Regions from separate parts of the Mus musculus genome. Here region 2 is linked to region 1. A link is a loop called in an ENCODE intact Hi-C map of the cell type or tissue named here. Cell type or tissue: heart. All regions are shown on one strand.

What was found. Peaks named below come from ENCODE experiments on the same cell type or tissue, not always from the same donor. Only the 100,000 strongest peaks of a DNase experiment are listed, where the experiment ranks them.
Region 2: a loop joins it to region 1, with 3 times the contacts of the local background. A loop is called at or near these places in 1 of 42 quality-filtered maps.

The regions. Positions count from the first base shown.
Region 1 is chr16:32,428,737-32,433,736 of GRCm38, reverse strand. It overlaps Tctex1d2 (Tctex1 domain containing 2), which reads right to left. Exons shown (of 5, transcript NM_025329.4): 5 at 4,638-4,981. The coding sequence ends at 4,934. It overlaps Pcyt1a (phosphate cytidylyltransferase 1, choline, alpha isoform), which reads right to left and starts at 2,816. Exons shown (of 9, transcript NM_009981.4): 1 at 2,706-2,816. In heart, a CTCF peak has its summit at 2,982; a DNase peak (open chromatin) is centred at 2,856; H3K4me3 peaks cover 2,569 bases; H3K27ac peaks cover 2,030 bases.
Region 2 is chr16:32,611,590-32,616,589 of GRCm38, reverse strand. It overlaps Tfrc (transferrin receptor), which reads right to left. Exons shown (of 19, transcript NM_011638.4): 2 at 3,364-3,422; 3 at 1,823-2,024; 4 at 1,196-1,397. The coding sequence starts at 3,399. Among named protein-coding and RNA genes, the nearest start is that of Tfrc, 5.2 kb to the right of the region's middle. In heart, CTCF peaks have their summits at 2,250 (motif pointing right) and 3,250 (motif pointing left); no DNase peak of the experiment used is centred here; H3K4me3 peaks cover 360 bases.

The DNA.
Region 1 (5,000 bases):
AAGAACGACAAACTCTCCATATTTATACAAGGAGAAATCATAAGCTCATTCTCTCTCAATAAAGTCACCATACTGGTTCTCACTGAGGCTGGCCTCAAACTCTCTATGCAGCCAAGGAAAGAGTTCAAGGATGGCCGTGAACTTGTGATCCTCATGCCTTTACCACCCAGCTGCTGAACGTACAAGCCTGTACCATCATACCCAGCCATTTTGCTAGCTTGCTTTGAAAGAAATCGGCAAATCAGCCTTGGTTTAAACCCCAAATTAAAAACAAAAACAAACAAGCACAAGCGAAAAACTAGCCAATTCCCTAGAGAAGTGAAGTTGAAGCAGGTTCTCTTCTAGTTCCTTCTGGTTGTGTAAAATATGTGTCAAGTACATAAGCATTAGTCCTAAAGGTGTAACTGGTCAGGCCAGAATAGTCCTCCAAACCCTCAGCAATTTCCACTTAAGAACCTTTCTGACTCTTCATTCCCTATTGTAAAGTGTACAGTGAGAAGGGTGGCTATTAGGTAGGTAACCAGATTAATACACTGTAGTGAAGTTAAAACAGCCCAGGCTAACCTAGGATTCACCATCCTCCAGCCTCAACTTCTCAAATGATAGGATATATACAACCACAGCTAGCTTTCAAATTCCTGTTACCATTGTTTTGTTTTGAGATATTCATTCTCATTCATTCTCTCTCTCTCTCTCTCTCTCTCTCTCTCTCTCTCTCTCTCTCTCTCTCTCTCTCTCTCTCTCTCCTGACTGTCCTGAAGCTTACTATGGAGAGCAGGCTGGTCTTTAAAGGTATGTTCTACCATGCCCTATCCCAGTATCTTTTTTTTTTTAATTTTTTTTAGACAAAGTCTTTCTATGCAATCCTGGCTGTCCTGATACTCCACTTGCAGTTGAGGCTGGCCTTGAGCTCAGAGATATCCCTATCTGTACCTCCCAAGTGCTGGAATAAAAGACATTTGGTACCACACCTGACCCAATACCTTTTTAATAGCAATCCTATTTACTTGTAGACTCTCCAACCATAAAGATTGAATAGAATATGAAGATCTATCTCTCCCTACTTCTATTTTATTCTTAGCAAACTGTTTTCTGGGTTTGCAGTTTTGCTCTTAAACTGTGTTATCCTCAAAGTTTCTCCTTCCTCAATGCCTATTCCTGGCAGTTTCTCCACAACAAACGCCTATATCCTTATTGCTTCTATAACTATCACCATCCCTATTTCAATATAGCTTTTGGCTCTCCCAACAAAAATTGTGTTTTAGTCCTCAATCATAACTAGCTATCTTGATTACGGTCAAATAGCTTTCTCCAGTTAAGGCCATCTGTTGGAGCCTGTGGCCAGCACAGGTCCCAGTTCCTAACTCACTCTACACTTACTTCTCTGCAGTTCCTTAATCATAGAATCATTACAGAAAGAAAAACCTCAAATAATCCAAACCCACTACTTCTCAAACTAAAAAAGCAACAACAGCAAAAAGCTAGACATGGTGGCATGCACCTTTAATCTTGAGGCAGAGGCCAGGAGTCTCTGTGAGTTCAAGGCCACCCTGGTCTAGATGGTTCCAGGTCAGTGGCTATACATAGTGAGATCCTGTATTAATGCCTCAGAGCCAGCACTGGTGAGGCAGAAATAGGCAGATCTCTGAGTTCAAGGCCAGCCCGGTCTACAGAGGGAGTTCCAGGACAACCAGGGCTACATAGAGACACCTTGACTTGAAGAAACAAACTCACAAGCAAGAGCAAAGAAACAAAACCAAAACACTTTAAGTCCACCAAAATTTTTAAGCCCAACTGAAAATACTTGTCTCAGCCTCCTGGGTGTCTGAATTCTAGTTGTGTATCACCACACCCAGTTTTCAAACTTTAGCTCGTTTACTGCATACGTAGTAAGATGTAGGAAGCTAACTTTATAGCATCATTGCAAACACACCTGAAACCTATTTTATAAATCCTTACTATGTGAACACAGCGGGGATTTCTATTGTAGACCAGTTGTCTGTATTTAGTTAGTTGCCATCCAACTAAACTGTCTTCACAGCCCAATAGTAAACTGGGACTCAGAGTTGGGTGGCATAATCCAACTCTGAACTTTCCGCTTACTGACGAAGACACTAGCTCAGTGGTGAACTAAGTTTCTCACCCACGGAAGTTTGCCCGTAAAATTCAAACTCTGGTCTGGTCTCACACCAGTGCGGTTTCTTCGTAAGACCTGTGCCGGGTGGGTCCCTCGCTCATTCACTCACACTTTGTACACAAACACAAGTGCAAAGCACCACCCCCAATTCCTGATCTTACATTCTCCTCCAAGTCAGCCCTCAAAGTCGCTGCTTGTCGGTGAGCGCGCCCTCGCAGCCGCTGCTTCATGGTCCCTCGGATCAATCCCCTCAGTCACTATCCATCGATCAGTCAGTCCCCGGGTAGTCACTGCTGCATACTTACTCGGTCATGGTCCCGTCGCAGCCTCTGCCTCGTGCTCTCCGAGGTCAGAGTCCCTCGCATTTACTGCTCCGGGGGTCACAGACCCCTCACAAGCGGCCACCCCTGGGTCACAGTCCTCTTGGCTGTCATTGTACCTCGGTCACAGTAGCCTCCTGCTTCACACTTTCCCTAGCTGTCACTGGCCCACTCTTCAGTCGCAGCCCCCTCACGCTCCCAGCCCGCCTTTGTCCTCGCAAAGCACCCACTACCCGGAGTTTCCTTACCTCAACTCCTCCAGGCTCCGGTCCCCCTCGGATCCCTTCCCCGCGCCGCGTCACCGACTAGCGAAGTCAAATGGGTTGCGGGGAGACGCCCGGGAAACATCTGACCGGACTGCGGACCGGAAGTCCCGCCTCCCGCCCGCCCTCTTGTCAATGCCACCTCCGCATTCCTGAAAACCACAACCTGACAGAGTAGTTCCGCTTCCAGAGGGGCCGGGCGCGTGGGGTGACTGAGCCGAAGCGCTGGAGGCAGGCGCGGGGTCGGCGGGCTCGGAATTCCGGATGTGTGGCGCCTCCTGCCGCCGGTCTCCCGGCGTCCCCTGCGCCCGCTGCCCCTCGCCTTCTCCGCAGGGCTGGGGCTCCGATGTCCGACCTCCCCGAGGACTTCGAGCCCGCCGGCTCGGTCAGGCGAGCTCGGGTCTGAGCTCATCCTCTGTCTGCCAGTTATTCGGACCTGGGTTGACTCATCAGAAAACGAGCCTAGAAATCGACCCGGGAAGTAGTGGAGCAGGAGTAGAGGCGAGGGCAAAAATGCACAGACAAGGAGGCTGTAGTCTAGGGAACGAACTTCCTACGGTGAGCTTTTGGGGGATTTTGTTTGGCCGAGTCCCCCCCCCCCACACACACACACACACAACACACTTCTAAGATTTTGTGTGTCCACGGAGGCCATAAATGGGGTGACATGTCTTGGAGCTAGAGTTAACGGGCCTTTGTGAATACCTGGGTGCTGGGACCTGAACTCTAGTGGGTTTTGTTTTTTTTGGTTTTTTGGTTTTTTGTTTTTTGTTTTTTGTTTTTTTTTTTTTCGTTTTTTCGAGACAGGGTTTCTCTGTGTAGCCCTGGCTGTCCTGGAACTCACTCTGTAGACCAGGCTGGCCTCGAACTCAGAAATCCACCTGCCTGTGCCTCCCCAGTGCTGGGATTAAAGGCGTGCACCACCACTGCCGGGCTAATTCTAGTCTTAATTGAACAGTAAGTGCTTTTAACTCTTAACCACTGAACTCTCTCTCCAGACTTTTTGAGGGGAATTAAAAGTAACTATCAGACATGGCCTTTACTGTTGCCGAGACTGGCCTGGACCTTACTATTTGTCCCATGCCGGCCTTGAATTTGCAGTGGACCTCCTGCCTCAGACTCTAGAGTGCGGTCATTAGCCGCCACACCCTGTGCAATTCTGTAGCTGTAAGGCAAGTGGGAAGAAAACTCTACAGGAGAAAGATGGGGGGGGTGGGGGTAGACTTTTATGTATTTGTTTGCATTTTTTACTTGAAGATAACTGAGAGGAAAGAGGATGGGTGAACTTGTGCATCTGCTGAGGTGCTTCTAAGGAGAAAAATGATTAAAAGCTAGCACACACACTTAAGTTCAAATAGGTATTTGGACTTGGCAGATAAAATGCCCCCAAAAAAGGACTTCGTAGCTGGAGGAGACACCAAGGGCCTCTCTGGGGAAGATGGGCATCACAAAGGTAGTAGTTTAGACTGTAGCTAACATAGAAACCTAGGAATCTTTTTATGGTGGTGGTTATTTTCTAGACAGGGTGTCTCTGTATAGAGCAGGCTAATGTATAATTCACAGAGATCCACCTGCTTCTGCCTCTTGGGTGCTGGGATTAAAGGCGTGTGACAGCACCACCTGGCTGAAACTCCTTGCTCTACTTTCATGTACACTTGAAATTTCTCAGACCCTGTCACTAAACAAAAGGGATATACCTTTAAGCAGTGAGCTGTGTAAACCATAGGGTAGTCAGCCAATAGCTGAGCACAAATAACAGGCCAGAAGAAACGAAAGCAACAGTACAAAGAAAGTAAGTTTTTATAATGGTGCAAAATTTGAAATTAGCCCCTTGATAAGGAAAGGTCAAAATTCAAATGGTATAACCTAATGATATAAATGCAGCTATTATGAAAGTCATAAAAACTATTCATGACATAAGGGGTGAAAACACACAATTTATTTTATAAATATTTTTTTACATCTTATAAGGAACAATGAATAGAAAATATACCCAAGTATCTAGTCATCTGACATATTAAAATGAATTTTCCCCTTTTTCTCTATATTTTCCAAATGTAGAAAGGGCAGAGATAACATAATAAAATCAAGCCATTTAAACATATACAACTTAACAGATTTTAGGTACCAAAGTGCCAACTTGTTTTTATTTGGTCAGGAAATTTAACAATATAAAAAAGTTAAGGTTCCTTGAAGTCACACTTCCCAACGATTCAATAGTAGAAACACCCAAATGCTGCCACCACACAGAATAAGCTGTCCTACAATGAAAAAGACAGA
Region 2 (5,000 bases), 180 kb before region 1:
AAAAGTCTGCATTAAAATGTCTATTTAAATACTTACTTCAAGGATCAAGCAAATTGTTTTAATATCTTACTCTTCAAAGTCAAGATAAATGAAGTATGACTCAAAACTGCTAGATTAACCAGTTACTGAGGGAATAAAATGTACCTTAACACCTTAAGTAACTTCAGTTACTTTTTTAAAAATTCTATTTATCATGAAGATTCCTTTAAAAGCCTCACTCTGGGGCTGGAGAGATGGCTGCTATGGAGACTTTCAGAAGGGAGCATACTCATGCTTAAGAGCAACTGCAACAGGAGTGGTCTTGAATAAGGAGAGCAACAAGATTTAGGGCAGGAGGTTCTCAACCTGTGGATCTCTGACTCTTTGGGTCTGAACCCTTTTCATAGGGGACCTTTATTACCTTATCAGTTAACTTATTATTAACTTATCAGTTAAGAGCACTGACTGCTCTTCTGAAGGTCCTGAGTTCAAATCCCAGTGACCACATGGTAGCTCACAACCATCTGTAATGAGATCTGATGCCCTCTTCTGGAGTGTCTGAAGACAGCTACAGTGTACTTACATATAATAATAAACAAATCTTTTTTAAAAATTAAAAAAAAAAAGCCCCATCCTTATATATCTGTATAGGAGTTTTAGGGGAATGATAAACAACACCATCTAGGAGATCTGGAGAAGCAAGATCAAACACTGTAAACACTATTGGTGAATCCAAGAGGTACTGCAGTGGCACACACAAATACAAATCAAAATCTTTAAAGAGAGCTAGAGGATTGTAATGGCTCTGGGATGTAACATATTTGGTCTTGCAAGAACCATTTTGGATTCCAGCACCCACATGCTGGCTCACAACCATCTATAAGGCTTATGTAGGCACTAGGAGATAAGTGTAATTAGTAATGCACATTCATTCATATATGCAGGCTATACTCATAATACATAAAAAGTAATTTTAATTTTAAAAAATTTTTAAAAGGAATATTAGAACAGAAGAAAATCTGACATCCCACACTAAACTACAACTGATAAAACGATTCTGAAGAAAAAGGAGGCTATGAGGCTCTCCAGGTAAGTCCTAATTTCCTGTCAGCATAGTTCCACATTGTCAGGAGGACCCTCTGAAAGCCTTTCAAGTCTCCCTACCCCCCCAACAAAAACGTTTCCATCAGGACTGAACTTGGGAAGTTGAGCTTACTTGATGGTGTCAGCAAACTCTATGGAGTTCAACTTCTCTGACAACAGTGTTTTGAGGTCTGCCCAATATAAGCGAGATGATGTAGGAACATCCTCTGTTTCCATGGTTTCTGACTTGTCTGTCTCCTCCGTTTCAGCCAGTTTCACACACTCCTCTTTTTGTTCTACACGCTTACAATAGCCCAGGTAGCCACTCATGAATCCTAAAAACAGGAAGTTTTAGAGCTAAACTCACAGAACTCATTTTTAACTTATCCCTGAAAACTTTTAATTAAACTATGAGAATCTAATAGAAAATTATGAACCTGAGTTTAATGGAATTTAAATTACCACAACTAAGTCATATTTTACAGTGACCTGTTTAAGACATGGGTGCACACCTTGTCTTACTGGAAGCCTTTCTTAGTACTATTCCAAATGTCCTGCATATCTCTAATAAAACATCCATAATGTAAACGTTTCCCATCTTGCAGGACCTAATCTGCCGGCAGGTAGGGAGCCCCAGTGCCATTTAAAGTACAAAGCATCTCCTCATCCAAAAGAAACAAGAACTAGCTAGTCTAAGAACTAGCTAGTCTAAGAACTAGTTAGTCATAAGAAATCCTTCTGAATGGCCACTCATTCTTACCAATCAAGAAGAAAATGACTAGTGCAATAGCTGCAAAGCAGAGTCTTCCATTAAACCTCTTGGGTTTTCTGACACTAGCCTTCATGTTATTGTCGGCATTTTCTTCTTCATCTGCAGCCAGTTTCATCTCCACATGACTGTTATCTCCATCTACTTGCCGAGCAAGGCTAAACCGGGTGTATGACAATGGTTCCCCACCAAACTGATATTTTTAAAAAAGAGAAAAGAGATACAAATATTAAGACATTACAGTAGTTTGGTCATTATACTATATGCATAATAATATGACAAACATTCATATGGAAAGTTACCCTTTATAACTGATGAACTCCTTTCTGTGCCCAGTTCTGTAAATGGTAGATGAAGGCTAACTAACAGTCTTTATGTATTTATTTTATGTGAGTACACTGTCGCTGTCTTCAGACACCCCAGAAGAGGGCGTCAGATCTCATTACAGATGGCTGTGAGCCACCATGTGGTCACTGGGAACTGAACTCAGGAGATAGTGCTCTTAACCGCTGAACCATCTCTCCAGCCCACTAATACTCTTTCATTCAGCCTTTCGAGGGTTTCTATTTCCTGTTTCCTATAACATTTCTATTTATAATACTTTTTTTTTTTTTTAAAGAGATGGGTTTATCTTGCCACATTGCTCAGACTAGCCCTGACTGGCTAATGATTCCTCTGGGATTACTGGCATACATTTTAGTTCTACCTTGTTATATAACGTTTCCAAAACAGCCAAAGCTACCCTATTCTTCATAAGTATTTCCCATAATTAATTTTTTAAAGAATCATTCATTTATATAATGTATAAGTACACTGTACCTTTTTTTTTAAAAGATCTGTTTGTTTATTTTTTTTATGTATGAGGACACTGTAGCTGTCTTCAAACACACCAGAAAGAGGGCATCGGATCCCATTACAGATGGTTGTGAGCCACCACGTGGTTGCTGGGAATTGAACTCAGGACCTCTGGAAGAGCAGGCAGTGTTCTTAACCTCTAAGTCATCCCTCTAGCCCCACATAATGAATCTTAATCGAAACTAAACATATTTGTTTTGGGGTGTTGTATATATCTGTCTACAATCTCCAGCACTTGGGGAAAAAAAGGAAGTTGGAGTTTAAGGTCAACCTGAGGCAATATAGAAAGACCTTGCCTCAAAGAAAAACCTAGTACCTCTTTTGTGCAATCTGTTTCACCTTAATACCATTAGTTCAGATTTAAAAAAAAAAAAAAAAAAAAAAAAAAGGCTGGTCAAAATTTGGGGTATTGGGGCTGGTGTGATAGCTCAGTGGGTAAGAGTACCCAACTGCTTTTCCAAAGGTCCAGTGTTCAAGTCCCAGCAACCACATGGTGGCTCACAACCATCTGATGAGATCTGACGCCCTCTTCTGGTGTGTCTGAAGACAGCTACAGTGTACATACATATAATAAAAAAAAAAAAAATTGGGGGTATCATCTTGTACTCACTGGGTGAAGTCATGTTTTTGTTTTGTTTTTTACTGAACATTTTTTCAGATAGATGAAAGTACCTTACCAAGTTAGAGAATGCTGATCTGGCTTGATCCATCATTCTCAGCTGCTACAAGGGAGTACCTGATATTAAAACAGAGACCAATGCATCAGGTTACTGAAGGCTTACGATGGGATTGTCATTATATCAAACTTACTCCTAAATATAGTTACTTTTCTAGAAAAGCTCTGTAGTGCTTGAACCAGGATCTCACCAGAAAGTTCTGGCTGGCCATGAACTGAGATCCTACCATGTCAACTTCCCAGCACTGAGAACTATACCATAACCTGTCTCCTAGACATTAATTAAAATGTTTAATTTACTGATAACCAACTCAGTGATCCTTGACTGGATGCTGAATAGAGGTGGGATAGCAAAAAGAAAGCTACAAAGGATAAACCTGAGCCTTGAGACAAAGATATCTGAACATGGATAATGCTATTCCATGTTAGATTCAGAGTGTGATAATTTGTTCTTAGAAGTTGAATTAAGAATCATGATATCAATTGGGTAGTGACTGTGATGCCTTTAATCCTAGCACTTGGGAGGCAGGCAATTCCGAAGCCAGCCAGCTAGAGCTACAAAACAAATAAAAAACAAAACAAAACCCAAAGGATAGAGAAAACTAGTTAGAATATAAGTGTGTTTAATCAAAAGAAAAACTAGGATGGCAAGCCTTTCAGTTTTCTTAAGTTGTCCAAGCTGGCCATGTTCGTTCTGCCTCTTGCCTCCCAAGTACTAGAATAGAACAGCTAGTGGGCACCACTCTGTCCAAATAAATGCTTAAACTTAGTATCCAAAGACAAAGAAAAAAATCCAGAAACTAGGAGAATTAAGACTGTTATTTTACAAAACACTCAGGACTAGTTCTAAGGCCTATTCATTAGTATTTTTGAATCCCCATGCTTTAATGATTAAAGTCACATACCAGATCATACATGTTCTCAGAAGCCCAATCTCTTGTCCCTTCTGTTACAGTTTATCACTACCACCTCACCAGAAACAGACCCAATCGCTAGAGCCAGAACTAGAAGGCCCCACCCTGAGCCAATTTTAATCATATTCTAGGGGGAAAAAAACAGCTAACACATTAATGCTTGTCTGAAATAGCTATCCCTAAAATATTCTGCTTTCCCAAACAGGTCTCAAGTTGATATGATTAATAATAATACTAATAAAATGATTGAACAATTTTGAGCCTAAACAGGCTGTTGGTATTAATGTCTAAATTTGGCTTTATAACCCAATTACACCTTATTTTTCTAAGAAACAAGTTATTTCGATTTTAATTCATCGAACTAAAATTAAGAATAACAACAAAAAAAAAACCCCAACAATTCAGAACTGGGCAGTGGTGGCACATGCCTTTAATCTCAGCACTTAGGTGGGTGGATCTGAGTTTGAATTCAGCCTAGTCTAGAGCTACAAGGACAGCCAGGACTACACAGAGAAGCCCTGTGTAGAAGGGAAAGTTAAAAAAAAAGACATGAAATTTCCATTTAATCCCAACACTCAACTCTGCATTTGTGAACACCATAGTAGTTCCAAAGTAGCCAGTGTCAGAGCTAGTGACACACGCCTTTAATCCCAGCACTTGGGAAGCAGAGAATTTGTTTTCAAGGTCAACCTGGTCTACACAGTGATAACCTGACAAGATAAAA